7 separate regions of the Mus musculus genome follow, and regions 2, 3, 4, 5, 6 and 7 are each linked to region 1. A link is a loop called in an ENCODE intact Hi-C map of the cell type or tissue named here. Cell type or tissue: left cerebral cortex. All regions are shown on one strand. Region 1 holds the start of Snx18 (sorting nexin 18). Region 2 holds the start of Gpx8 (glutathione peroxidase 8 (putative)). Region 3 overlaps 4921509O07Rik (RIKEN cDNA 4921509O07 gene). Region 4 has its middle 26 kb from the start of Cspg4b. Region 5 has its middle 14 kb from the start of Gm41071. Region 6 overlaps Cspg4b (chondroitin sulfate proteoglycan 4B). Region 7 overlaps Gm41071 (a long non-coding RNA gene).

What was found. A loop is a pair of places that touch in the nucleus more often than their neighbours do. Peaks named below come from ENCODE experiments on the same cell type or tissue, not always from the same donor. Only the 100,000 strongest peaks of a DNase experiment are listed, where the experiment ranks them.
Region 2: it touches region 1 in a loop (5-fold over the local background); 13 of 42 quality-filtered maps call a loop at or near these places.
Region 3: it touches region 1 in a loop (2.2-fold over the local background); 10 of 42 quality-filtered maps call a loop at or near these places.
Region 4: it touches region 1 in a loop (4-fold over the local background); 19 of 42 quality-filtered maps call a loop at or near these places.
Region 5: a loop joins it to region 1, with 2.8 times the contacts of the local background. A loop is called at or near these places in 5 of 42 quality-filtered maps.
Region 6: it touches region 1 in a loop (9-fold over the local background); 33 of 42 quality-filtered maps call a loop at or near these places.
Region 7: it touches region 1 in a loop (2.3-fold over the local background); 9 of 42 quality-filtered maps call a loop at or near these places.

What each region holds. Positions count from the first base shown.
Region 1 is chr13:113,617,189-113,621,188 of GRCm38, forward strand. Snx18 (sorting nexin 18) reads right to left here and starts at 1,376. Exons shown (of 2, transcript NM_130796.4): 1 at 1-1,376. The coding sequence starts at 1,207. In left cerebral cortex, a CTCF peak has its summit at 1,528 (motif pointing left); DNase peaks (open chromatin) are centred at 335, 510, 932 and 1,457; H3K4me3 peaks cover 1,472 bases; H3K27ac peaks cover 1,369 bases.
Region 2 is chr13:113,044,497-113,048,496 of GRCm38, forward strand. The region is part of intron 2 of Cdc20b (cell division cycle 20B); the gene reads left to right. Gpx8 (glutathione peroxidase 8 (putative)) reads right to left here and starts at 1,892. Exons shown (of 3, transcript NM_027127.2): 1 at 1,676-1,892; 2 at 936-1,197. The coding sequence starts at 1,879. In left cerebral cortex, CTCF peaks have their summits at 2,162 (motif pointing right) and 3,363 (motif pointing right); DNase peaks (open chromatin) are centred at 1,919, 2,184 and 3,432; H3K4me3 peaks cover 1,399 bases.
Region 3 is chr13:113,490,691-113,494,690 of GRCm38, forward strand. The region is part of intron 1 of 4921509O07Rik (RIKEN cDNA 4921509O07 gene); the gene reads right to left. Among named protein-coding and RNA genes, the nearest start is that of 4921509O07Rik, 10 kb to the right of the region's middle. In left cerebral cortex, no CTCF peak of the experiment used is centred here; no DNase peak of the experiment used is centred here.
Region 4 is chr13:113,264,841-113,268,840 of GRCm38, forward strand. No RefSeq gene overlaps it. Among named protein-coding and RNA genes, the nearest start is that of Cspg4b, 26 kb to the right of the region's middle. In left cerebral cortex, CTCF peaks have their summits at 601 (motif pointing left) and 1,988 (motif pointing right); DNase peaks (open chromatin) are centred at 574 and 1,968.
Region 5 is chr13:113,407,744-113,411,743 of GRCm38, forward strand. No RefSeq gene overlaps it. Among named protein-coding and RNA genes, the nearest start is that of Gm41071, 14 kb to the right of the region's middle. In left cerebral cortex, no CTCF peak of the experiment used is centred here; a DNase peak (open chromatin) is centred at 2,279.
Region 6 is chr13:113,335,550-113,339,549 of GRCm38, forward strand. All of the region lies in intron 5 of Cspg4b (chondroitin sulfate proteoglycan 4B), which reads left to right. Among named protein-coding and RNA genes, the nearest start is that of Gm41070, 27 kb to the right of the region's middle. In left cerebral cortex, a CTCF peak has its summit at 1,800 (motif pointing right); DNase peaks (open chromatin) are centred at 1,822, 2,536 and 2,709.
Region 7 is chr13:113,415,953-113,419,952 of GRCm38, forward strand. Gm41071 (a long non-coding RNA gene) reads right to left here. Exons shown (of 3, transcript XR_873978.1): 3 at 3,598-4,000. Among named protein-coding and RNA genes, the nearest start is that of Gm41071, 6.0 kb to the right of the region's middle. In left cerebral cortex, no CTCF peak of the experiment used is centred here; a DNase peak (open chromatin) is centred at 2,377.

The DNA of each region.
Region 1 (4,000 bases):
TCAGAGTGAGGAAGAAGTTGGCGCCCACCATCTCATCCTTCTCAGCCTTCCGCTTACCCTGTTTCCAGGCCTTCTCATCAGTGCTGCTGGGGCAGGTCAGGAAATGCTGGAAGACGTCGCACTGCGCCAGCACCGGGTGGCTGGCCATGTGGTTCATCCACCAGATCAGACCCTTCCTGCGTTTGGAGATGAAGTCCTCTTCGAAGCGCCCGGTGGCCTGCTTCTCAGGCAGATGGGGCACCGAGATGACTGGGAATTTCTCCGCCAGGCGCGCATACAGCCAATCGAAGTGCTTATAGCGCCTGTGCACGGGCACCTGGGTATGCGTGGGCACCAGCTTGTAAGAGATGTAGCTCTTCATGCCCTTGAACTTGGTCTGCTTGGTGGGGTCGTCGATGGTGCACTGGAAGGGGTAGGGGTTCTCCTGCCACTCGGGGCCGTAGGGACCCAGCACCACGCACAGCTTGTCCCCATCCTTCACGAAGCCTGACGCCTCTCCCAGCACGAAGGCCTCCCCGCCCGACTTGACGAAGGTGGAGAAGCGATTGAGGTTGCGGCTCACCGTGGCCGAGCTCTTGGCTCCAGACGCTTGGTGCGCCGGGGGCGCCGAGACGCCGCGGGAGCCCAGAGACAGGTCCGAGCGGGTGGACAGGCGGTAGCGGCCGGCCGCACCGCCGCCCGCCGACGACGAGCCGTCGAGGTCCGGGTACGCGCCGCTGCCCAGCGCGCCTGGCTCATCGGCCACCGTGGAGCTGTCGTCCCACTCGTCGTCCCAGTCATCGTCGCTGCCCAGGCTGGCCTGGTATCCACCGTAGAGCTGCTGGGGCGACGGCTGCAGGGCGCCCCCGCCGTAGGGAAAGCCGGCGCCCGGCGGCTGGAAGGAACCGGGTGACGCCTGCGGCTGCAGCAGCGGCGGGAAGGCGGCGGGTGGCGCGGCGGGCAGAGGCTCGAAGCCGCCGGGCGGCACGTTGGCGTAGCGGGCCGGAGCTCCCGGGCCGCCGTCGGCCGGAGGGCCAGGCTCCGGCGCACGGATCACCTGCACGTAGGAGGCCGGGAAGAGGCCGCGGTCGCCGCGGCTGTTGATCCCTTCGAGCCAGCCCTCGATGTCCTGCTCGCTGCACAGGCTCAGCACCTCGTGCTCCCGCAGGGAGATCTCACCGGGGTTCTCGGACTTAAAGTCGTAGAGCGCCCGGGCGCGCAGCGCCATGGTCCCGAGCCCGGCGCCCCGAGCTCGGGCCGGTCCGAGGGCCCCTGCAGTCAGGATCCCCCCCCCGAACGCCGAAGGGAAGCCTGGAGGGCAGCGCACCGGTCCGCTCCCCGCTCCGCTCTCGCCCTCCGTGCAGCTCGGCTCGGCTCGCAGCAGCGACTGCAACTCGGGGCCGCCGCCGGCCGGGGGCGGGGCCCGGAGCGCCCACGTCCCCAGCAGAGCTAATCCATTGCCGAGAGCCGCGTGCCAGACGAGAGCAAGCGACGGCCGAGCAGCCGTGCCTGCGCCGACTCTGCGGCCGCCGCTGCCACCTTGTGGCGGCTACGGAAAAGGCGCGCGCTTGAGTGACCACGTGGTGGGTGGGAGGCTTTCAGAAGTGAATTATCTGAAATTGTTTAGATTTGTACGTTAGAAAATGTGGGGTAGGGTTTTTTTTGTTGTTGTTCTTTTTTTGTTTTTTGTTGTTTTTGGGGTTTTTGTTGTTGTTGTTTTTAAATAGATTATTTATATCTACGATAGCCAGCTGTTACTTCTCAGAGTAAATGCTCTTAAAATGACCTTAACCCAAGCTTGTAATAAAGGCGTTCACAAAGAAGATTAGCTGTTGCACTGATAAGTACGTCTTTGCCAGGGTTAATGTGTAGTAACTCACAAGATCCTCATCTTGTCACTAAAGGTGCGGTTCCCTTCCTTCCTGTACTCTCTGATCTTGTACACAAGGAGTGGAGCCTGGAACAAAGCTGGAATTCGGGAAGATCCTTGTTTGACCAGAGGCAAGGGTGGTGCAGGGAAAGAGAGCTGAGAAGTCTCCAGTGAACGTGCAGAGTTGGGTGCTAGCACACGTGCAGCGAATGAAAGCTCAGGCTTCAGGGCCCAGGGCGCAGGAGCCAGGCTCGGTTCTGGCTCTGACTGGCTGTATGACCTTGAGCCTGTCACTTGCGCTGTCCTTATCTCTGAGAGTTTGTGGATTGTGTGATAATGGCTTTCTTATCTTACAGGTGACTGAAGTGAAATGCTAATATACTCGGTAAGCACTGTCCACTTGTTGGCTGCGGCTGTTATGAGGGGAAACGCGATCTCTGGCCTCTTTTCTAAGAGAGAAAGAAGGGTCCTAGAACTAGTTATAACTAGAGCTGTCATAGGTGTGGTACGCAACAGGCTTACAACTTTACACTTCCTCCTAGGTCATTGACAAAACCTCTCCTTTTCAATAAATTTATGTTAAGTAGATCAAAAATCACTTCCTGAGAGTTTAATAGACGTATGTCAATATCCCGTGGTTGCCTTGTTTCAAATCTTTTCCTTCAATATGTAATTTGCCCAAGGCTTATTTTCTCACGCTCCGCTTACTGAGTCTAGCCTAATCCTTTGAGGATACCTCTAACTGGAGTTCTACAGTCACGTGTCATGAATTTCCGCCTGCCCTCTGACCCCTTCTATGGCAATCCAGCAATCAGACCAGAAGATTCCATTCTCCTAAGCACGGCAGCTAACTTAGCATCCTGTTCAAAGCCACTAACGAAAGTACACCACACTCGGCACCCGCACTGGGCCTCCTATTGCACAGCCTTAACTCAATCTCCTGAGCTCTTTCTGAAGTGCAGCAAGCACTTTCAGCTCAAAATTCCGAATGTGACGATTGTCGTGGAGACCAATCAGTGAGATTCAACTTGCCATAGTCGGAAACATAAAGTCAACACCAACTGAACAGCTTAAATTATGTATGATCCATGAGATATTCACCTCGGATGGTCCAGATAAAACACAACGGATTAGTCAGTAGTAAACTTTAAATTCGAGAGTTAGTTACAGTAACTTCAGGCTTATCTCAGGTATAATGATTCCATGAGTTTACGTGAAAGTCTGTTCAAAAGGGTTGTGCAACTGCAGAAGCGATTGCTAAGGGTCTCCGCGTGTTGGGGGTGTGTGTGTGGGGGGGAATAGTGATACCCCGAGTGCGCATGCTCTCTACCCCCAGTGCGCATGTTCTAAGTGTGCATGGCTCTGTGAGTGCTCAGCCTCGGAGAGAAAGGTTACAGACTTGCGTTCTTGAGGAATCAGGCTTTGGGAGGGAGGGGACCAAAACTGCCACGGTGCTTGGCCCTGTGGTCAGAATGGTAGGAAATACTCTACCCTAAGATGGTCTTGGATATGGAGAAAATGTGTTTTAGCATGAATAACTTGCAATCGTTCACCTATGGAAGTAAATATATCAATGCATTTATAAAAGATTTGTCTAGAACACAGCTTAAACTGTGGCTTACAACCCCATAGAGAGTCCACATAGCTGAATGAGAAACTCATGACTCGTGACAGTAACATTTTCCCGGAACAGGCAGCGAACAAATATTTAATTCAGCATCAAATACATAATGAGTCTGAGGTGATTCTGGCCAATGCTCAGCCATATCACGAGCCCAACGTCACTGCAGCCTTGGTTTCAGACACACAATAAGCTCACCTTGCAGGATGCAGACCATCAGACATGCCCTTGAATAGTGCCCAAGGGTCCCCAGCTGTGATTTAAGACAACTGTGTATTATGAGCAGCAATGTTTTTAGTGTGAATATAAAGTTCTCTGCTCTTATAGAAGCATAATAATAAGAGAGAGAGAGAATAGTTTCTTGCCGCCCTTCCTCAACATGTATGTGTCAAATCATCTTTAGGCTGTGTTCAGAGTGTTTGACTTCCAGCTGTTGTTTGAGTTACTTAAGTTTGTAAAAACTTGTTAAGTGAATTTTGGAGTCAGGCATAATGGCGCATGCCTTTAATCCCAGTCCTTCGGAGGTGGAG
Region 2 (4,000 bases), 570 kb before region 1:
CTGGTCAGTGGTGGAGGCAGAGTTGATACCTTCTTCCGGAATCTAGACTTTACCTCTAGGTTCTTACTCTCCTGTCTACGGTCAGTGAGATCTCACATACTGTTTGTCGCATTTTTGGTTATATGAGGTGAGTTAGGTTCCACAAGCTCCCCCCCTTCCCCCCCCCCCCCCCCCCCCGCTCCCAGTAAGAGCTGTAGAGCTGTAGAGCTATAGTGTTTGACAGAGTTCTTGTTAGATTTTACTTGGATGCTTTGCTCAAGAAAGAGTTCCTGTCCTACCTTTTCTGTATACCCCAGAAATAAAAGCCACAGGGTTCCTGTTCATTGTCTTACAAGTGCTTTAGCTTGCTTTAAATAGATGGCCGTGGAAATAGATTCCCGTGGCTACTTTAATTATAGAGGAACCCTCACATGACTGGGTTTTGAAAATAAGTTATTTTGCTTTGGATCTCTGCAAAACCCTGGCAAACTGACAGGTCAACCTTGAGGATAATGACTCAGATAAAGAGGCCACCATAAAAGTAAGCATAAAGACATACTCAGTTAATGATGTGCTGCCATCAGGTATCCCTGAAGTGTGCAGCATTAGTACAAGGCAGGGAGACTGCCCCAAAGGGCAGTTAGATTACTGGAGAGTTGAAGTATCTGGGAAAGCAGGCATGGCCACGCTTCACATTAGGCCTTCACCATGATGGTCACAGGAGTAAAAACATATCAAAGTAGAATTCTTTACCATCCCAGAAGTCAGAACATCGAGTTAGAAAGTGGCAAAGGGCGAGGTTCTGGATCCTTGACAGTTTTATGAAAACTTCCCAGTAAAATAAACGAAATATGAGCTCTAGCCCTAAAAGTATCTATTTATCTTTCTCTATATCATTCATATGTAATGTATGAAATGAGAAGAATGAACAACATTGAGGCAGAGTAGATATTTACCAACAATAAATCTAAACGCAGGTTCTGCTTCCGGCCCTAAAATCTTAATCTTGTGGAAGATGGGGAATGTGACTCCGTAGTTCTGTCTCGCAAAAGATTCTACCTCCTTGCTGGACTTGGGCTCCGATTCTCCAAACTGATTGCACGGAAAAGCCAGGACGTTGAAGTGATAGGGCCCGAACTCCTTGTGTAGCTCCCTGAGAGTCTGGTAACTCTTGTCTGTGAAGCGGCAGTCACTAGCCACGTTTACAACCAGGGAAGCCTCCCGGAAAAAGAAAAAAAGAAAAAAAAAAGACCCACCGGAAAGAGAAGCAAAAGATTAAAAAAAAAATCTTCATACAGCTAAAATCCTAAGCCATTTTGGCAGACTACGAAGTCTGATAGATTCCATATTTTTAGACAGATCCAACTTTATTGAAAACCATAACCCAAATGAATGGTCGAAGACTGTGACAAAGTTTTAGTTAGGTTATGTAAAGAACACTCTTAGTAGCGGGTCTCAAAGCATCTCCTAGATAATACAGCATCGTTTCCTCACAAAAGAGAAGACAGCTTTCGAGAAAAACAGTTGCTTTGTGGAGTGGAAGTTTAAAGCTCTTAGAATTCTGATAACTAAAAGGACCACTAACGATATTACTTTGAAGACTACATTCCAACTTATGGCTGTGCCGAACCCCACTCTATGCTGAGAATAAGTGTCAGGGCCAAGGAACAACAGAAATAAAAGCCGGAAGACTTACTTTGCCTTTGAACTTTTCCAGAGACACGGTCCTTCCTTTGGCATCCTTTACTTCAAAGGAGTAGAAGCTGTTGGTTCTCGGCTTCAGGAATTTTAACTGAAGGAGAAAAAGCATCACGGTGCACAGAACCATAGAGAGCAAAACTGCAAATATCTTTGCTTTGGGCCCGGAACATTTTAATGGGTAGGCAGCGAAAGGCTCCATTTTGGACGATCCTGGGAGTCTCAGCAGGCTGGAATGCAAGGCGGGGCTGAAACTTGAAACCCGCCGAGCTTAAGGAGAGCCGGAAGGGGTTACAGACCCTTCGGCTGCTGAAGAGCAGGAGGACCCTTCCCAGAAGAATCAAACGAAGTCAGAAAATCAAAAAAAAAAAAAAATTGTTAACGTGGCTGCACTTTAACTTTTTTTTTTTTTTTGATAGAAGAATTCTATCGTTTTAGTAGATCCTTAAGACGCCCCCTTCTACGAAAACGTTTTACCAGAAGGTGGTGCTCTTGTAACTTGGAAATGAGTGGTCATCGGGCTGCTCAGCATCCCGTGTGTTCACTGAGCAATAGATTGGCTGTGGAGGACTGAATAACACCCAGAAATGGCTTAGAGTGTAGATTAATGTGGTCTGTTAATATGACGTGTGACCACAAAGAACTTAAAGGTTTTATGTATTTATTGACGTACTATATGAATATAGAGAATATTTATAATAGAGCAACGAAGGCTGGAAAAGATCATCCTATTTATTCTGACGTCATCTAGTGAAGGCAACCAGATGCCAGGAGAAGACAGCAAAAATAGAAAGCCATAAAGGCATAACACCCATTCTCTATTAGAAACCATAGCAGCTATTGTCTTCTTCAATTTTGTCTTTGTCACTGGTGAGATAGTTTACAACATAACATGCACACACACACACACACACACACACACTCACACACACAGAGGCACACATTCACAGGCACACAACTCACATACACAGATACACACACACAGACATCCACACACAGGCACACATATGCAGATACACACAGGTATACATATGAACACACAGGCACAGACATAGGCACATACACACAGGTATACACACATATACATAGGCACACACCCAGATACACCCATATACACATATCCCCATACATACACATATATACACACATTCCCCCCACATATGCACCCTCACACACATAGCCCCTCATATACATATACATACACATACATATACATACACATATATACAATACACACTATAGATATGCCCACATGCATACACACGCACATATATCCCACTGATAAATTTCATGAAATGGTTCTTTACCCACTCTGTAGTCCTGACCATTGCACTTCTGAGACAGCATGGTTCTGACCTATGAAAATGACTCATGGATTCCAAACTGTAGATGAAAAAATCCTGGGCTCTGTATTAAAGCACAACCCTTGCAGCAGAATTCAAATATTTAAATAGCAGAATTCAAGCACAAGCCCCAAATGAAATCCGCAAACCCACATCTGTGCGGACACACTCATTAGCTGCTGTATCTTTCATCTCTTTTCTCTTTGGCTATAGCTCACTACCCAGGGCCTTTGCTCTGAAGAGCATAGTTACTGGGGGTGGACACTGGAGGCAGCTGAGGGCTGCATATCCCCAGCCTCCTTAGGATTTGCCCTGTTTACCACACAGGAAATTCTGGACTAACATGACATCCACTTGGTGGCACTGCACATTTCTAGGAGGTCTAGACGCTGGCTTTCTCTTGCTCCTGGTGCTTTTGAGCACCTGTCCCCAGCTTCTGTTGTGTGTGGGGTTGGGTGTAGTTGAGCAAAGGTAGTTTAGGCTTGAAGTTAGGTAAGAGGATTCAATGGTAGTGTGTACTGGTAATCCCAGCACTGTGGCAGCTGAGGTAGGGGGATCATGGTTCTGTCTCCAGTCAGGGTTACACACAGAGAGCCGGTCTCAAAAATAAAAACAAGAAAAACAAAAAATTAGAAAGCAACCAACTAACCACTACCATTTCCACTACCACCATCACCACCACCTCTTCCTCCTCCTCCACCCCCACCACCATCACCACCACCTCTTCCTCCTCCTCCTCTTCCATCACCACCACCACTATCACCACCACCTCTTCCTCTTCCTCCTCCTCCTCCCCCTTTCCCACTACCACCACCACCACCTCCTGTTCAAAGGACCCGCCTTCCACCATGTCCTTTGTTACTCTTTTGTTACTCAGCCACTCTGGCCTCACTCTCCATTGGGCTGGGACCCTTGAACCTCTTACATTACCTTCACCTAGTCCACCCAAGACCTCTGGACTAAGAATTTTCATAGCCTCC
Region 3 (4,000 bases), 130 kb before region 1:
CCCTAGAGTCTGAGGCCAAGGAAAACCAGGTCACACAAACCCATTACTTCCTCCTGGACATTACACAATTGCTTGAGCCAAGTTGAAATGCCTTCAAGGAGCCACGATAAAAATCATTTTAACCCCCTACGTTGTCTTAAACTGCTAGAGAAATTTTAGCACGGGTTTTGTTCCTTTTTTTTTTTTTCTCTCTCTCCTTTTCCTTAAACACTTAAATGCTTTTGGAAAAATCTTTTTGCTCTTGGCTACCAGGGCAACTACTCTGGGCTACACTGGGCATTACTCTGGGCGCTCAGAAGAAGTAAGTCTTTAGAGTATGCATAGATCTTATGGTAGGAACCAGTCTCTGTCCCTCTTGTCTTCAACACAGCTTTGTCTGGTTATTTTTTTTTTTTTATCATAGCTGCTTTCATTATTACTCTATTCTGCCTCTTTCTGGCAAAGCCACCTAGCATATTTGTTGGAAGCAGCTGGGATTGCCTTAGTAAATGTTCTGGTTACAGAGAAAGAATGTGACGATTTAATCTCTTTCAGGACAGAAAAGGCTTTCTTTAAACCTCCTATCCTTTTTCTCTTGGGCCCTCAGAATTGAGGTTAATGTTGCCCCCCCCCTCGCCTCCCCCAAATATTTTTTTGTATGAGGGATTTTTTATTCTGTCAAATAGATTTATTTCCTTATCAGGCAGAAATGTGGGTACAATAAAGAGATCTCATTGCATATGACTCTGTACACGAGGTCTAGGGTGCCATGCCACAACAATATTTGGTTTTACAGATGATTTAGGAAGACTTTTGTTTTGTAGCACCTGTTGCCAGGCACACAGACACACTCATGCCCCAATCTTTACATTAGTGTTATGTGGGATGGCTAAGGTTTCAGCATCTAACCTTGGTTTTATTAAGTAACAAACAAACAAACAAATCGAAGTCATTTAAGAGTAAGCCAATACATTCTTAAGTTTAAAGGAAAAGACACAAAACAGGAAGAGGTCAAAGAGCTTTGACTAAGAGATCACACCCATGGAGTTAGCAGCACCACATAGCTGCCTCTTGTCCTCACTCCGGTCCCTACATCAACCTAAAAGCACCACCCTGCTTTCCAGCATCACTCATTATGGCTTTGCCTCTTTCTAGTCTTTATCCTTGGGTATTTGGTTTCACGAGGACCTTTCAGGACAGTCTCACTGTTGTAAGTTGTAAATGTTAGGGATTTTTATGCACACCCCAGTTCCTGAATAGGCATGAAGACTGTATTTATTTATAAGCTTTTGGCCTTATAGCTAGGCATTGTTCCCCTCGTTCCTAGTTACCTCTCCTTTCTTCTCAACCTGCTTATTCCTTCGTGTCCGTCAGGATGAATCTTCCGTGCCTGACTCCTTCCTGGAGTCCCTCTCCCTCTCTGGAAGTTCCACCGTACTATTCTGCGTATTGCTGTAGGTCATAGGCTTTTTATTTTAACCAATCGGAAGGTGACAGAGAATATTGTCCAGAAAATACTAAGGCAGGAGATGGTTACCTAAATCAGTCAGGTCTCTGCTGGTTCAGAAACCAACATTTGAATAATACAAGGATAATCTTTATACAATGCACAAAAACATTACTCCAACAGTAAGTAGCAATTATATGCTTTAATTTTTATTGGTCTATATTGCCATTACATAAATATATGTAATGCATACAACAATACATGTGTTGTACTCATTTCTGCTAGTTTTCGAATTTAGTTATTTCTAATTCTTCTGTACACTTTGATCTTACAGCCTTTTCTTTTGCTCCAGGCTGTAGTGGCAACAACTGCTCATAGCTCCAGGATTCCCACTGGGACTCTGGCATTACATGGCTAGAACCATCCAAGTTCTGGACAAGAGAATGGAAGACAGAACACACATGCTAGTCGGTTAGAAACTGCCATAAGATATTCTGTTCACATTTCATTGGCCACCATTTCATTGGTCACCTGGCCAAATGTAATTGTAAAGTTGGGACATGATCTCCATAGCTAAATGTCTGTCTTAGTTGAGGTTTCATTCCTGTGAACAGACACCATGGCCAAGGCAACTCTTACAAAAGGACAACATTTAATTGGGGCTGTCTTACAGGTTCAGAGGTTTTAGTTCATGATCATCGAGGCAGGAGCATGGCAGCATCCAGGTAGACATGGTACTGAAGGAGCTGAGAGTTCTACATCTTAATCTGAAGGCAGTCAGGAGAAGATTATAGTATCCAGAAAATACATCAAAGTGAGGTTCAAAATTATGGGGAATTTACAGATTCAGATCCTAGGATTTGCCCTCTTCTCAGCATGAACAATCTGATAGTTTTCCGGAACGGCTAGCTTGGTGGGATTCACCCCCAGCCTTGGGTAAGTGTTAGAGTAAGTGCTGGAAGGAAGAAGCAGTGTTACCACAATGCCTCATTTCTAGATGGCTCCAAATTCTTTCCTTTGCAAGTTTCCCACTGGGAAGAGGGGGAGGGAGGAGGGAGAATGACTACACAGGGAGGAAGTTACTCTTTCGTTATTATTATTTTTGTATTTTTATTAACACAGCCTTTATATCCCGATTGCAGCTACCCCTCCCTCTTCTCCTCCTAGTCCCCGCCCCCTCTCTCCTCCTCAGCATCCACCCCTCTCCTCTTCTAAGTCCTGCTATGTATCAGACTTAATTCTAAATGCTTGAGGCACTACTCTTTCTATGGAGGCCACATGCTAATGTGAAAGAAACTTTAAAAATGTGTACTTTGGGCTAGCAAGATAACTCAGCGGGTACGAGCCCCGGGTTACATCTTTGGGATGTAATATGTAATATGTAATAGAAAGAGACAATTCTCCCTTGCAAGTTGACCTCCACACATCTACCATGGTGCACATGTGCACACACAGAGAGACACACATACATACCATAAATGTAAATTAAAAATAATTAATGTTGCTTGGCGTGGTGGTGCATGCCTTTAATTCCAGCACTTGGGAGGCAGAGGCAGGTGGGTCTCTGAGTTCAAGGCCAGCCTGGTCTACAGAGGGAGTTCCAGGACAGCCAGGGCTACACAGAGAAACCTTGTCTTGAAAAACCAAAAAAGATAAAAAGTAAAAAATAAATTAATGTTTATATTATCTAGCAAGAGTTAATGTTTATAATTTCTATGTGGTGGAAAATACTCTGAAGAGCAAAAAGGAGGACAGCACTAGAGTAACAGGACTCTTTAGCTCAGTCATTAAGTTTCTGCTAAGTGGTGATAACTGACTTCATGGATTGACTTCATATTGCTGCTGTAACAGATTGCCAGAGACTTGGTGACTTAAAATACGACTACACATTTACAGATATATAATCTCATAATTATGCAAGGCAAAGGTCACAGGTCAAAGGTCCTAAGTGTGTCTCACTGGGCCACAATGAAGCTACTGGAAAGCTACATCCTTAGGCTCCAAGAAGAAGCCAAGTCCTTCTCTTTGCCAGCTTTAAGAGGCTCTTGCATGCTCTCCTTAACCAGTGACCTTCCTTCTCCAGTGAAAAGCCACAGAGGGTTTCCAGGCCTGTCTCTGCTGCTGCTGCCCGCTCTCCTGTCCCCTCATAATTAGAGTCACCCTTGTGAGTATGGGGAACTTACCTGGGTGTTCCACGCTCATCTGCTCAGCTCTGGATGCCCTACCTAACAGCACCTGCAATTCCTTGTGAGGTAATGTAATTTACTTAGAGGTTCTAAGGACCAGGAAGTGGGCATCTTCGGGGGCCATGCTTCCACTTTTCTCAGTCCCACACTATGAACCCTGGCAGCCGTGCAACAGGACGAACATGAGTGAAGACCATGGAGCAGGATGAGCGAGAGTGGAGAGTGGACTTTCATGGGCGCAGAGATATGGAGATAGGGCCACATCTCTGGAATCTCATTTTCTAGAATTTGGAAAGGAGGTTTACATTGTGGACCTATCATGTGTCAGAAGTAAAACATCCTAAGTCACACAACAGCTGTTCCATTCTTGCTCATAGAAAGAATGACT
Region 4 (4,000 bases), 350 kb before region 1:
TCCAGCAAATTAAAAGAGCTGTGTCTGAGCATCCCTCTGCAGAGCCCTCAAAAATATTTGGGGATTTCAAGTCTCCCTAGACTCTTTGGCTATTTCTGGCCAGATGTTGAAACTTTGTTGGACAAACAATGCTTGTTCAAGAGGCTAAGGTCACAATCAGGTTGTTTTGTTTTGTTTTGTTTTGTTTTGCTTTGTTTTGTTTTTAGAAGAGCTTAAACAGCCAAATAAGCAGAAGGCGTAGCCCTACAGAACCCAAAGGGCTTAGGTAAGTGAGAAGATGCCTGTAAGTGAGAAGATGCCTGTTATGCAATTTGCTCTTGTTGTCTCTTCTGTCCAAATATACAGAGCCTCTTTTGTAACACAACAGCCTTCTATTTCATTTGACTGGATAAAGCCAGCTTTGTACAAGGAAATTGAGAGCTTGTCAACTGAATTTTGCCTAACCCCACTAGAACACAGACTAAACCGCCATTTCTGTTTCTTTTCTTAGAAGTGAGCTCTAAATTCGGTTTTATTTCATAGCATGCACTGGGCATGGGACTCGGTCAAAGATGACACTTTAAGGTACCAGATTTTCATCAAACAAATGGCGCCCCCAAGTGGCACAGCTTGTTTCAAGATCCAGCATCGTTCGGCGGTTCCTTGGGAAACCAGTCTTTTCCTTTTTAGAATGATTATTTCTGATTGTGTGTACGTGGATGTGTTTGTGTATGGGTGCCAGCCGGAAGCCAGAGGCACCGGATGCCCCTGGATCAAGAGTTAACCGATGTTTGTGGTCCACTTGACGTGGATGCTGGGAACCCGGCTCAGCAACCCTGCAAGAACAGTTAGTGCTCTTAACTGCTGAGCAGTACTTCCAGCCTTTAAAGTCCTGATTCCTAGAAACTGGAGAAATTATTTTGAAACAAGCACATCATCGGTTAGGTCTCTCACCACCATCACCTCCGCCGCCGCTGCCGCCGCCACCACCACCACCACCACCACCACCACCACCACCACCACCACCACCGCCACCACCACCGCCGCCATCATTACCAGCATTTTGTTTGCTGGCTAAGCATCCTCCCTATTATCAAGCGACATCTCCAGCCCCAATGGTATATTATTCTTTAAGATGGCTCTGTGAATTCTTCAACTTTAGCTTTTAGTTTCTGGAGAGCTTGAGATGTTTCTTCCTCCTCGCTGCCATGAGAAAGTAGCTTAGATTCAAACGCTGATGTTAGTAGAGGCATCTAAACTTTTGATATGATATCATCTACAGATGTGTTGGGACATATTCACAGCTATTGCGGGATGCAGGCAGCCCAAAGGCTGAAGCATGGACAAACCTGATTGGATGGTTTCTCATGTGAAGGGCTAGGCTAATCTAGAATAAACATTCCCAGTTGAATTAACACGTAGGCAAAGAGAGGACGCTAGAGAAAATGGGTAATAATTTGAATCAGCATGTGCAGGCCTTGGTCTTTCTGCAACACGTGTGGTCTTAGGAAGGAACAATGGCTTTTGCGTATGTGGGTGGTAAACGATGCTGAATGCCTTGATTTAGACTGCAGTGCCAATGATGGAGTTACTGGTGGAATGAAGAGGCACGTGAGCTGTTCTTTCTCAAGGCTGACTTTGAACATCAACTCTCTGAGGCAGCGCAAGTTGATGGAAAACCATCCAGCAGACCTCCGTTCTCCAGTGGACTGGGAATGAAGTCAGTGGTAAGATGGAGCAGCTACGGGGTGTGGCTACTCTCATTGCTACTCTAAGGAGAACAAGGAAGTTGCCGCTGTGCTGGCTAGACCTGTACAGGTAGCCACGCTGATATAGCAGACAGCATGGAGGGCCTATGCTTCATGCTTTAGTAAATGTCTAAATGTGTGTTTGAGGGTCGGGGGTGGGGGTGGGGAGAGAAGGACAGCACCCGGAAAGGGTAAGACATACTTAATAACTCTTGCAAAGACAATACTCAGCTGCACTATTCACGTTGTCCACTAGAGGGCGGGCCTACTCAGTATTCCCCATCTGGAATCCCAGAAGTAGATAGAGTTCACTGTCTATACAGAGTATCAGGGTTCCTGCAGGAAAAAATATCCTAATATCTCCGACCAGATATCATTCTTGTGACATGAAATCTCTATCTTGCACAGTGCAGAGTATTTATCAATATTTTTGACCACGAAAAGCCAGCAGACATGACAGTAAATAATCTCCAATTGCTAATTATATTCTGGGGAGGAAAAATTACCCTTAACCGACAATCATTTGCATATTGTATTTCAGACTTGTGTATTAGTTATTCGCTGTTATAAGGCTCAAACATCTCTTTTCTCAAGACTCTTGTTTAGCCAAGAGCCAATGAGCAAAGCTGTAAAAAGACACAAGTCTCCACAATTTCCCAGATACAGGGGGTCTGATTAGGGCTGTCATATATGATATGGGGTTACATCCTGTTGGCACTCACTATGTGCTCTCTGTGTCTTTCAGAGTCTTCCTCCAAGAGTTCAGACCACAGGAAGCAAGGTGTTTTGTAAATTGACTTTACACTAGGGGTTGTGGTCATTTGGAATTTGACATCAACCACTGTGTTGATGGATGTGTGCATTTAAAATGAGGAACTGGCCTGGAAGAGAATATTGTGTAAGAAAGTGAGTCTGTAGTGTAAGAACTGCAGGGCCCGCAGAATCTGAAGACAGAGCTACTAATAGTATTTATCCCAGAGAGCCACTAAGTGAATTAAACACTGTACACGTGTCTGGAGAAACGTGCATACTTTTGAAAGTCTCCCACCCACAACACACACACACACACACACACACACACACACACACACACACACACACACTGTTTCTCAGTGTAGCTCTGGTTGCCCTGGAGCTTGTTCTATGGGGCCAGCCTCTCCTGGAACACAGAGATCCACTGATGGCAGATGGAATTAGAGGTGTGTGCCACCAGGGTCTGGCCCAGCATTGAAATGTCTTTTGTTGTGAGGGAGTTTGGCAGTTTGGAGACAAAGTTGCAAGGTCGACTTCCAATTAGTCTCCATTGAAAGGAAGATGGGTGCTAACCATGAGTGAACAATATCATGGTTTGTTTCTATTTTAGCAACAGTCAGTGCCATGTTGTCTGTGTGTCAAATTGATTAAAGATGTTTATATAACAGAGATTACGGTAGTATGTGTTACCACAGAAACAGAAGGAAAAAGTGAAAGCAGCTAGGTGTGTACCTCGAGTCCCCCCACTGCGGATCAAAATAAGCTCAACAAAAGCATCAGCTCACGGACCTTAAATACACACCATAAAGTATACCCACACCACAACCCGTAGACACTTCATGACTACCATGTATAACATTATTTCAGTATTCATTCTAGTAGTGATGCATACCTCATTAATTCATGGACATATAACTGACTACGTTGGATTCTAAATGGCAATCTAAATCTCCATGGATAATTCCTTGTCTCTAATCTTTAATCATTATTAACAACACTTCAATCTATTCAAGGCAATCTACTTAAAAAAAAAAAAAAAACGTAGGTTACAGCAGTCAGAAAAAAATAAAACTAAAAGCCACCCAGAAACAGTCAGAAACCCATGATCAGCACTGCCTGTCCTTATGTTTAACACTGTGCTGGCTTTATTCAAAACACAGTTGCACAAGGGTATCAGCTCCAGGGTCTTTAAGGACTTCACACACTATATACACATATCTTGCGCGTGCCCTGACTCGCCAGCAAGAACGACGCTGCAACAGGATCCTTCTGTACACGTTTATTGGGAGAGCTTGATTGCAGAGGCGAAGAGACCCTAAGCCCAGAACTGGTGCTGCTTATATAGGCCTAGGAGAGGCGTGTCTCACACCTGGATTGGTTATGCATGGGTTGTGCTTACCACCTCATTTGCATGCCTACATCTGATTGGTTAACTTGTCTCTCATCTGATTGGTTAACTTGTTTCTCATCTGATTGGTTAATTTTGGTTAATTCTCAAAACCTCATCTTGGCAAAAAAAC
Region 5 (4,000 bases), 210 kb before region 1:
TTGCTGTCTTGGGCCTGGCAGGGTTCTCTAACCCTAAGTCTCTTTCTCTGCGAGGCGAAGGGCAAAGGGCTTTGCCCTTCTTCTTTGGAAATCAGCTTCAAGTGTGAACTCCTACCTGTTACACATATTAACTCTGCAGATGAGAGGTCACCGATCCATACATGCACTGGGAGATACAGCCTAAAAGCTAAGTAGCTACCAGGCCTTAAGTGCAAGAGATGTTTTAAAACATTTTTTCATTAAAAATTGTTTGTTGCTGGGTCTTTAATACCAACACCGGGGAGGCAGAGGCTGGTGGATCTCTGTGAGTTCGAGGCCAGCCTGGTCTAGAGAGTAAGTTCCAGGGCAGCCAGGGCTACACAAAGAAATCCTGCCTCGAAACAAACAACTGCTTTGTTACATTTACGTACTTTTAAATTGTGTGTTTGGGAGTTAGAGGATGTGCCACATCACACATAAGGAAGCGACAAGTCAGTCCGCTGCTCACGTGTAGTCCAGGGATTGAACCCAGGGCATCAGGATTGGCAGCTATCGTCTTGATCTTGTGAGCCATCTCATAGACATGATGGGAAAAATTTTAAATGTAGATTAAATCAGTTGTACTAAAAAATACGAATCTAATAAATGACCACTGTGCTCATTGACACAACAACAATGACGTATGTTGCCTGGATATGGCAAAGGTAGATCCTTGAGTTTAGAGCTTGCTAAAGAAGACTCAGGATTACATACTCAGCATTGTGACTTGCAGGCCATGGAGGACACAAGTGTCTCGCTTTGGACTCTAGAATAGCTCCACTGTCCCATCAGGGCTCTGGCACATCCTCTCAGCTTGTTAGCATAGTATCTGTATGTTACCTACTTTCCCCCTCTATTGACATCCGGATTCCCAGTCAGTTCTTTACATATTCTGCTGTTCTTGTTAGTCCTTAGCAATGAGTCCTGTAACGTTGGCTTAGTCTTCTCAAGTACAAACTTGGGACCCGTGTCCACCTTCTACATGGTTTATTCAATTTATACTTTTCTATGTCTAGGTGCCTTGCTGGACCCAATGGGATTGTGGGAATCTCAAGCTAACTAAAGAAATGAACTCAGAGTTCCTCTCAACCCACCTCATCTTCTCAGCAACCCCCCAGAAGATGCATTGTTTTTCTGGGCTAGTAAACTGAGGTCCGGCAAGATGCTTAGTCCATGCTTGCCCATGATACAGAGAATCTAATGAGTGAAGAGAGAGCCAGGTTACCTGAGAGCTTGCTGCTGTTGAGTGAGGATATTCTCTAGGGCACACGCTGTGGGAAGGCATGCATGGGGTTACCAGTCACCAACTTCTTGTCGGTCCTGCATATAGCAGCTGCTGTTCATCTTGGCACTCGTGAGACTGCTGTGCCCTCAGTCAAAGTACTTTTGGCCTTTGAGTCTTGTCATGGAGAAGTTGGAGCTAGGCCTTTGTCCTCTCCTTACCTTTGAGACTCTCCTGGAAAGTCTTTCTCCTCTGTATTTTGTGTCTCCTGGACAGTTCCTCTACAGGGGCCTCCTCTTCTTGATTCAGGGACATGGTGGGACCCAGACCACACAGAATAGGCAGCCCCAAAGTGTCATCTTGTGCTGGGAGAGGGAACAGGGATGCCTATGCTGCTTTGGTTCCAGTCCTGATGGTCACACTCTCAAAATGGCCTCTGGCTACAATTGGCAAACATAACTTTATGTGTGTTGAATCTGATGTGATTTCAAAATAGAGGCTCATGTTCTATATTATTTGTATTTCCTTTGTTTTTAGTAATCCATTCTTATTATAATTTTATAAGAGCTTTGGCCCATTGTGAACTGGAGAAAAAGAAAAATAAAACTGGCTCTTGAACACAGATATGTTGAAAAACCCCACAGATACCAAAACCAAGAGTTCAGAGTTGATAGGCCTTGCCTCTGGCTTTTTAAGTAACCCCACGCAGAAGTGGGGAGACCCTGACCTATGGCTGCTCATGGCCTTTCTGGGATGCTAGGAGGTGGTCCATATAATATTTCCCCACCAAGGGCAAAGCTTTCTTATTTCCCATTCTGCTTCTCTTCCTATGCCCAGAGCTGCGCCAACCTTGCTGCTTCTCAATGAAAGCTTTTAAGGAGTTCTTTTTTTCTTTTCAGTCAGTATTTTTCATGAGAGTGCATGCTCCTCACATATTTCACATGGCCTGAATTTTTTATGAATCCAAGAACAAATGTATTTTTGGCTAAGACCGACACATATTTTTGGAGTCGGAGGGCTGTACATTTGTCTCCTGGCAAACATAATGTGAAGCAGATGGAACTGCATGCGGCACGCTTTCATTCTGCAGTCGGCTTCGGGTGTCCTGCTGGGAAACTGCATCCTTTAGGAAGTCTGTTAACACTTCCATGGAAACTGACGTGGTACCCACCGCCTCCTCCTGGAGGGATACATCACCCTGCTAACACAGAGCGAGTCGAGTGACTCTTCAGATTGCTTCTGGTCAGTGGTGTTGTGACCTTTGCTTTACTTGGAAGGGAGCTTTTGAAGTAGACTTGACCAGTGAGCGAATGAGGGAGAGGACGGAGAGTGTTCCTGGCAGGGAGCTAAGTCCAAAGCCTCAAAGGACTGCTGTGATCAGATAAGAACAAGCCCCCCCCCCCAACTATTATTTCCATGTCATTTGCAGTTTTGTGATAGAGCAAGGTAATGTCCCAGGGAACCCTGCATTGCACAGAACTGGACCAGTCCAGTCCACTCAATGGGTTACTTATCAATAATTAGATTCAGAAGTGACTTATGACGTCGGATAAGTCATCTTGACACAACTCCAGTGTTTGGGTCTAATCTTACTTTGGGCCATTTTTGGTTTCGTTTCTCTTTATTTTATTTTCAGGCTCCCACTATGAAGCCTAGTCTGACTTTATAATCCTCCTGCCTCAATCTCCTAAATGGGATAATAGACCTGTGCCACCTTGCTTGATTCTTTGGGCCACTGTTGCCCCACTATGTATAAAAAATAATTTCTTGAACAAGTGAAAAATAAATGAAATTGAGATCCAGAGAAAGTAAGTCTTTTGTCAAAAATGAGAGTTCAAACCATACGTAGTGAGGAAATTTCCAAGAAGGCCAGAAGGCTTGGTTTCAGTGATCACAGATCTTGGAATTACCCTACATTCATCAGTCTAGACTTGGATTGACTTGCCCTTGGCTACTACACAAGGTAAAACCTTGCAACCCATGGGCTAGGTTTGGTTCCCAATGGACAGGAATTCTGCTCATTTCTACCAAGAGCTCTTGGATCTCAGTATGTCAAAGCAGTTTCGGGTGACTGTTGTGTGATCATTTCACATTATCTTGTTTTACTCAAGGAAGTAAAAGCTCTTGATGGAAGGCTAGACACTGTTACCATGCTCCAAGGCAGAGGTCTGTTTCAACTCTGCTGTGACTGGAGCTAGGCTGGCAGATTTCAATCTCTCGATAAAATAAGGGTAAAGAAAAGACTGGTTTAAACATCTTACAACAGGCTAAGATTTCAAAAGTTTAACAGTTTTGAGAGAAAAGAAGAGTCAGGATGTGAATGAGGTCAGGGGGTCAAGTGGAGTAGGCTTGAGGGTCCCTGTATCTGGGGGAGGGATGAGTTGCTGTGGCTGGTTCGTGGCTTCACTGTTACTAGTGGATTCCCTAGACTTGGCCCTTGCCTGGGACAGTAATTCATTTATTATATGTACCTTAAGTTCCCACCATAGGTGGACCATCTGCTTTCTGCTGTGATTTAAATGAAAAGGAGGCTGTCTTTTCTCTCATGGGATCCATGAGATCATCCATGGGATATTGTCAAACTAGAATAACTCTCCTTGGTAAGACCTAGTTGTCCTCTGAGATGTCCTTTGCATTACTGTTACCCATTGAACTTCCAGTAGTTCCTTCATCTGTTGGCATCTCCAGCATCCAGACCATTGCCCTTTAGTATCCATGGGTACTCAGCCCAGGGAGTGGCACTATTAGAAGGTGTGGCAT
Region 6 (4,000 bases), 280 kb before region 1:
AGAGAGAGAGAGAGAGAGAGAGAGAGAGAGATTGCCTAAAGGTCTTCGAACAATGTAGTCTTGTGCATTGAAATTTTGAAGCACAATGATAATATCTATTATCAATCTCAACTTAATTTCAAATAGAAAAAGAGCCAAGCAGCAGCCAGGAATTAGCCTTCGTCTCTTAGAAAGTCTGCTCTAGGCAGTTCACAGGATCCAAGATATGCTATTAGTTTCTGCCCCCAGTTATCTTTGTTTTCAAGCTATTTCTCCCTTTCCCACCAGAGTGGCTGGCAATGATGGCAAATTAGCATGGAACAGCTAAGCGCATTGACCACACTGCAGGGAGTGTCATGAATCAACTCCCAATAATATTAAAGGATTATCAGGTCTGTCCATTTTTCTGGATGTGAATGTGGACAGCATATGCACTTAGTTAAAGCCACGGCTAACTGAGCACACTGTCTAGTAGCAGATGTGTGGGTAGTTCCTCTCAAATGTAGGGATCATTTCTGACAGCAGCATTTCTTCTCTTTATTTCAGAGCAATTGGTTGATGAAGATAATGACCACTTTCTGGTCACACGGTAGCTAATACTGCTGAAATGTTTATTCTGTGCCTGGTATTGGGCTCAGCCTGTGACACAAGCCTTCAACAACTCTGTAGGGTATCGTTTTTATTTGAAAAAAGGGGAAAACTATAGCACAGGAGACTCTTGGCTAAGATTGCAAGAGAGACAGACTGGCTGACAGACAGACAGAGCCTCGGGGATATAGCAGAGTTAAGGTGTGAACTTGTGATCACAATGAAGCACTACTGCTTTCTCCTGCACAGTTACAGTATAGGAACCCAAGAACCTGGAGGAAGTATGAGCTTCCCACAGAGTTAAGGGTAGGGGTGAAGTAAAGGGCTGGGGTGTGGCTTGGAGGTAAGCTACTTCTATAATGAGCATGGTCTGGGCTGGAGAGACTAGTGGTGGGATGTGTGATATGGGCAGTAGATATGACTAGCCCAAATAACAACATTAAGCAGAGAGAGAATCTGGGACAGAGGCAAAATGTGACTTCCACAAGGCCTTCAGATTTATGGGTTTTTAAAATCACATTGATTTATTTGGGATATACGGTAAAGGGACCACACACACACACACACACACACACACACACACCATACACAAGTATTGATGTCAGAAGACAACTTGCAAAGAGTTGGTTTCCCCTTCGACTATGCAGGTCCCAGGGGCACACTCAGACCCTCAGGTTGGTAGCAGGTACCTTTTCCTGACCCAGATTTCATGTTCTCTCCAATCTGCATTTTATTAAAGCTTTCAGGTGACCTTATATGGCTTTCTTCCTCCCAGTCTTGCCAGGGCCTGTAGATAGCAAGGGTGTCCACCCCAGTCTGCTTTGGAGAAGAGCGTGGGAGAGGTGGGAATTGATCCTGGTGGCATGGTGGACTCTGGTTGGGGATTCAGAGCAGAGTCTAAGCATTGCCTTCTCTGGTGTAGGGTTTCAAGTGAGGCCTTTCTCCTGCAGGAACAAGACACATCCTTAAACTGCAGGGCTGGCGGGCGGGCCCATCTCTAAGGGAATTGGGGGCCATGAATGGGGTCATTTATTTGTGCTCTGACAAAGCAGATTCAGAGTTATGCTATCCCTAGTGACTCCTTTGTATTCTGCTCTGAAATCCATCCTTCTTTTTTTGTTGTTGTCGTTCGATTTTTAAAATTACTTTATTAGATATTTTCTTCACTTACATTTCAAATCCATTCTTAAGAGTGCTTTTGAGTTTAAGTGGTGTTTTACACAGGCCACATAAAATTCTGGCCACGAGGGGGCTTCATTTTCCCATTTTTCAAAAAAGACCTGTAATATAATACTATAATGCTTTGCCTTGTTTTTACTTTAAAGATAGGCTTGGCTTGGCTTTGTATGGTGCTGGGGATTGAACCCAGGACCCAGTGTGTGCAAATCAAGGACTGTCCCTTGGAGATACACCCCCCACACACACTTATTTGTTTTTGGCAATTATTTAGAATAACTAGAAGGAGCTTTGCAAACCAGGTGCAGTGGAAGCGTGGAGGCTGTAAAAGTCAGTGGCCTTCCAGAATGCCACACAGCAGGGCAGCTCATCAGAGTACTCTATACAACTCCCCTGAAACCTGATCCAAAGGCCAGAGTCTTTAAATGTTGATAGCACAACTATGATGACATTGGGTAGACACAGTTGGTAACTCAGGAGGTCAGCCTCTCTTCCTCTAACAAGCAGAGGTGAATTTTCGTGTACTACCCCCAGGGGCAAGTGCGGCTTGTCCTCAGGGCAAGTGTGGCTTGTCCTCAGGGCAAGTGTGGTTTGTCCTCAGACACTTGCTTATTGAACCTTACATAACTTTCAAATCTGGCTTCAAGGTTGAGCTCATTGCTGTCCCTCTCTCCACATATCTGAAGTTACTGTGACCCAATGCTGGGCTCTAAACTAGAGCTTCCCTTGAAGCAATGGGACTGCTAATTGAGCTAGTGACAGGTTCCCCATTTGTTTTAGAAGGTGGTATATTCCAGAGGTGACAGGGGAAAGCAGTGTTTGGCCTTAGAGGAACTACAGTGGAAAAATAACTCTTCTAAGCTCCTGATTGGGAAAAAATAATCAGGGTCTACAAGTTACAGGAAGGAAAATGACAGCACATTCTCAAGTTAATTTTCATTCCTGAAGAAATAAAAATAAGCTACAGGGAATGATTTAAAAATGTAAAGCCTGAAACTGGCAGTCATGGTACTGTTAAACAGGCCCACGTATATATTTTATAGAAACCGTGGCTTTTCCACAAGTTAAATTAAGCCTACGTCCTTGTAATCTGAGCACACTGTTAATTTTGTATTTCCAGTAGACACTGAAAAGCTATTGTCCTTAGACTGAGAGAGAAACAGTCAGAAATTAAGTTGTTAACAGGTAAATGCCCCCTCCCATGATGGGTAATGTGAAGTAAAGCAATATATGCAGTGTGTGATAGGAAATAGCCTTCATGATGTTAATGGAACTGGGCTGGCTTTAGTATAGTGTTAAAGTAGAGTAGTGTTAAAGAACAATACACTCAATGGCTTGAGAAGATGGCCTACTGATTAGGACACTTTCGGCTCTTGCAGGCTGCAGTTTGCCTTCCAGCATCCACATTGCAGAGTTCAAGACTACCTATAACTCTAGCTTCAGGGGATCAGATTCCCTCTGCTGGCTCCCCAGGGCACCTGCACACATATGTGTATGCATAGACATGCATACATACAAATAAAGTAAATCTAATATTTTTGGAAGTTACATTTGGGCTGAGTGTGTATCTTTGGTGATACACACACAGAAGAACCTAGCTTGCCACATAGTACCATAACACAACAGCCAGATATGGTCTTATCCTCAGAGCCAAATCTTGTGAAGAAAATGGGCTACCCAAAGCTAGTATTTACTAAAGACTTGCTGTATGTCAGGTGAGGTTGTGCTAAGTACAACATAGATAATATCCCCATTATTCCTTTTTACTGATGAAGAAATTAGAACCCAGAGAGATTAAGAGATGTGGACAAGGTTATATTGCTAGGAAATATGAACACAGTGACTTGAACCCTGGTTATCATTGGACAAAACCAAAATCCAATGTTTTTGCACAAAAATAATTTGAACTCAAGAATTTGAATTTTTAGCAGTGCTGTTTTTATTGGCATGAGTTATTCTTCAAGATAGTGAATTGCCTTAGTTGCGTTCGTATTGCTGTGAAGAGAAACCATGACCAAGGAATCTAACAAAAGAAAATGCTTAACTGCAAGTTTTTGAGTCCAAGGCTCCACCTCCTAATCCTTCCCAAATAGTTCCACCAACTAGGGATCAAGCATTCAAACAGATGAGTCTATGGGGCCATTTTTATTGAAACCACCACAGTAGCCTTATAGAGTTGAACACAGATTTGTATGTATAAGTTCTGGTGTGTGTGTGTGTGTGTGTATTTATGCATGTGTATATAAATTTTATGTAT
Region 7 (4,000 bases), 200 kb before region 1:
CTGGAAGAATTCACTGTGCAAACCTGCCTGGGTCTAGGCCTCTTACAACATCATCTAGCGTGAAGTGATCTGAGGATGGCCCCGGGGCACAGTATAGCATGTGGCATCACTCAGTGTGGGCAGGATGGAGAACTTCTGTGTGTCGGAAGTAAATGAAGCTTCCGTGAAAGGATATTCTTTGATACTAATTTTATTTATTATCCTATTAACTCAAATATTCATACATATGCTGTATAATGGATTATATATATGTGTGTATATGTATGATTACATTTGTATGTTTATATATGTGCATATATGTGTATATATACATCCCTTTCCCCACTTCAATGAAGTATAGTAACATTATTTATTGACACCTTTTATTAAACTAACATCATAAGACCCCATGGATTCTTTGACACAATCTCTTTTTCAATCAGTTTGGGTCAAAACACATTTTCTGATCTGTTCAAAGGCAACGTGGACACAGTGGTTAATGCCATTAAGTAAGCTGTTTCATTATTGGCTTCTCTACAACTCTCATCAGGACCTTCACTTACTCTATAGAGTCACTGGAAATATGTATTGAACCACTGAGAAAAAGCAGCCATCTTGGTCTCTCCTGATCTCAGCTCTTCAAGCTAGTGCTGAAGGTCCCTCCAGAGGCCCACAAGTCCTCAGCCTGTGGTGCTACTGGGTGGAACCTTTACTAGGCAGTGCCTAATAGAAGTAAGTCGAGTCACTGAGTGTGAGTTCTTGAAGGAGATACTAGAACCCCATTTCTGTCCCCAGCATGTACAAGCTTACTCCCCAGCTTGTAAAGCTATTTTGGGGAGGTCATGTAGCCATTAGGAGCTGGCAATGTAGTTCACTAGAGGTAGATTTTTTTGAGGGTATAGCCTAGGCCTTGTTTCTATCTAGCTCTCTCTGTCTTCTGATCAGCCACCATGTTAACACGATGCTACTCCATGCTCCCACTACCAAAGATGAGCCTACCCACCCCATGACAGACTGTTGTTGGTGTATACTTTTTAAAACCTACTTTAATAAGGGTTCCTAACCTCCCTTCTAGCCCATCACCCACCAGAGGTAGTTGAAAAGAAAGATTAGTAAGAAACGGGTAAAGTAAACCTGTTTAGAAATAGTTCTTTGGGGCTATTCTAGTCTTTGTTGTTAGCAGTCCAGTCCTCTAGTAAAATACCAACACAAGTCAGCAGCTGCAGTCCAGTCCACTTGGCAACCACCAGTCATGAATCAGCAAAGGCAGTTGGATCCAGAAGAAACCACAAGGCTCCACCAACCATCCTGAGTCCTTCGAAGTGGCAAGAAGCTGCCAGAATATCCTGAGATGGTCTTTGGCGAGTTATTCTCTATGAAGTCATGACGAGAGAAACAAGCAATGCAATGCAAGCTGAACCAATGCCAGAATCTCCTCCCACTGTCTGTGGGGTCATATTTATATTCTTTCTAAACATCACGTGTCCTCTCACATGTTTACTTCAGCAAAACAACTTTTTACCTATCTGCTCCAGCAAAACATCCTATGACATAACTGAGGTTCCAAAGAAACCAGAAATTTCCACTTCAGACTATGCTGTGAAACCTTGAGCCAAAAATTAATCTTTCCTCAGGTTTGGGGCACAGTGATGCACAAGTGACTTATGCAGACCACAATGATATCTACAACGTCACAAGGTCTTCTACAGCATGCCCTTCCCCCTCCCTTATGAAGAAATGGTGACTAACTGTCCTTCCTTTGAACCTAAATAAGGTTGTGGTATATTGTTATAACAGAGCAGGACACTGGGGTCCGTCTCATAGAAGTCTGAAAGGAGTTGTGATCATGTCTTGTCACAGGAGCAAGTGTGTGCTTGAAGACCTGAGTTGCCATGTCTAAGAAATAGGAAATGTCCCTTCAAAGCCATCATCCATGCAAAATGATGTCATTCTAGCATGGCTGCTTGGGGGGTTGGAGACCTACACTCCTGCCAGTAACCTGTCTCCCACACTCTGTAAATTGTTGTCTCCTTAGTGGAAACAGGTGGAACTAAACTTTGTTTTATTACTGAGACCTTAGAAGCTGGTAGATGCTGCCTCAACTCCTCTCAATGCAGGGAGAAAGCCCTCACAGCGTTTCTGTACAAACACTTTATTCCCTATTGCAGTAATTGCTCCTTACTAAAATCTGTCTTTGACACCTTAATCAAACAGTGGCTGGCTTTGTGTATCTTTGGCACTGGTCCAGCCTTTAACTAAGTGAGAAACGGCCAACCCTCCTCGCTGACTGATTTTCGCACTGCGTAGTCACTTGCTGTGAAATCTGGTTCCCTTCCACTGGAAGGCCCAACATTCTTAGGCCATTCACAAAAGTCCCCTGGACTTCCTGGGCCTTGACACAATTTACTGCACTTCTGTGCCGAACACAATCTGCTGACTCACTGAAAACAGCGCTCGTTTATAAACAGGAAGCGGAGCATGTGGCTGCAGACATTGAGCAACAGATGGGGATTGTTGAATGTGGAGGAAAAAATAAATAAAAGTTTGAATTTAAAAAAAAAAGAAAGAAAAAGAAAAAACTGTGCCCCTAAATAAAAACTCTGTAATTCATGGAAATACAATCCATCTATTGATCCTTTATTAACTATTTACATAAGAGGAATTTTTAATTGGTCAAGCCAAGTTGGTGAGTTGGGCAGGCTGTATGTATTTACTGTGTCCCTAGATAATGTGGCTTTTGCTTTTATTTTTTCTTTCTTCTCCAACCAGCACTTTCAAGGCCTTCACAGAAGAGATGTGGTTTTTTGTTATTTTTGTTTTTTTCTTTATGCTCTGATACACTGCCTGCCCAGGCTGGAGCTCTAGACTTGAATATGGGTGATTACAGTCTCCACTAGGGAGATATTAGACCGTGGCAGGCAGCCATACTGACTTGGTAAGCATCAATAAGAGGGAGACTAGCGTGAATCAGGCATGTGGGAACACAACAGAACAAGTTCCCGTGGTGTTTCTCTGCTGGGATGGGTTTCTAGCAAACTGACTCAAGAAAGTAGAATCAGTAGTCAAGGAAAGACCAGGGTAATTAGCTTAGGAAAGATTATATTTGGGGACTTGGCACCAGCCATGTATTGGAGCAGAGGCAGCTGAGTGATATTTGGAGTCTTTCCCCTGGTCTTCCACCCCATCAGCCAATGGACAAGGGTAGCCTTGTGCCTGGGATATTAGGTTCTTAGTAAGCAGTGGCCAATGCTTTGCATTGCACACAAACACTGTTTACCTTAGGAGGTAAATAGCGGCAACTCCATTGAGTAAATCAATACTCAGGTCTTTATCAAACCGAACAGAGCGGAGCTGGGATTGCAGCTCACAGGTGCCTCCTTGCACAGCACAGATGTGCCCGATTTATTGCTGAACTTCTAGAGTAAGGTATGTCTCTTCACACGGACACTCTTGACAGTGGTGCTTAATAGTCGAATGCTATCTACAAGTTAGAAAACCTTATTTGACTTTCCTTTAGCTTCTTAAAGAGCAGAGGGCATTTGTTCTTCTATTATTTGCAAAGGAATGCGGTCATAGAAACGATAAACACCAATGATGTCCTATTGCACACATGTAAACTGATTTTGCACAATCTTTATTGTATATTGGATAGTACGGAAATACTGAGAAGTCTAAATAGATCCAAAGCAACCCTTTTCTGTAGTATTTGGTGTGTGTTTCTGTGTGGCAGATGCATGTGCACACGTGAGGGAATATAACCAAGCAGGCTTATAATATCCAGGGCTCTGAGTTGGTCCACTGCAACATCTACCTCATCTATGAACTGCTGGAGAGCATGAAGAGGCTGGTCCTGTGGATCCAAAGCTGCAGGATCTCCATGACACAGGGAAACAACAGGACATCCAAGAGGAGGCTGATCCAGTATTGATGATGGAGCAGAGGCCAGAGGACTTGAGCCAGACTCATGACCATGAATATTTACAAGTAAATTCTCAATACTTTATTTCCAACCTCTAGGTTC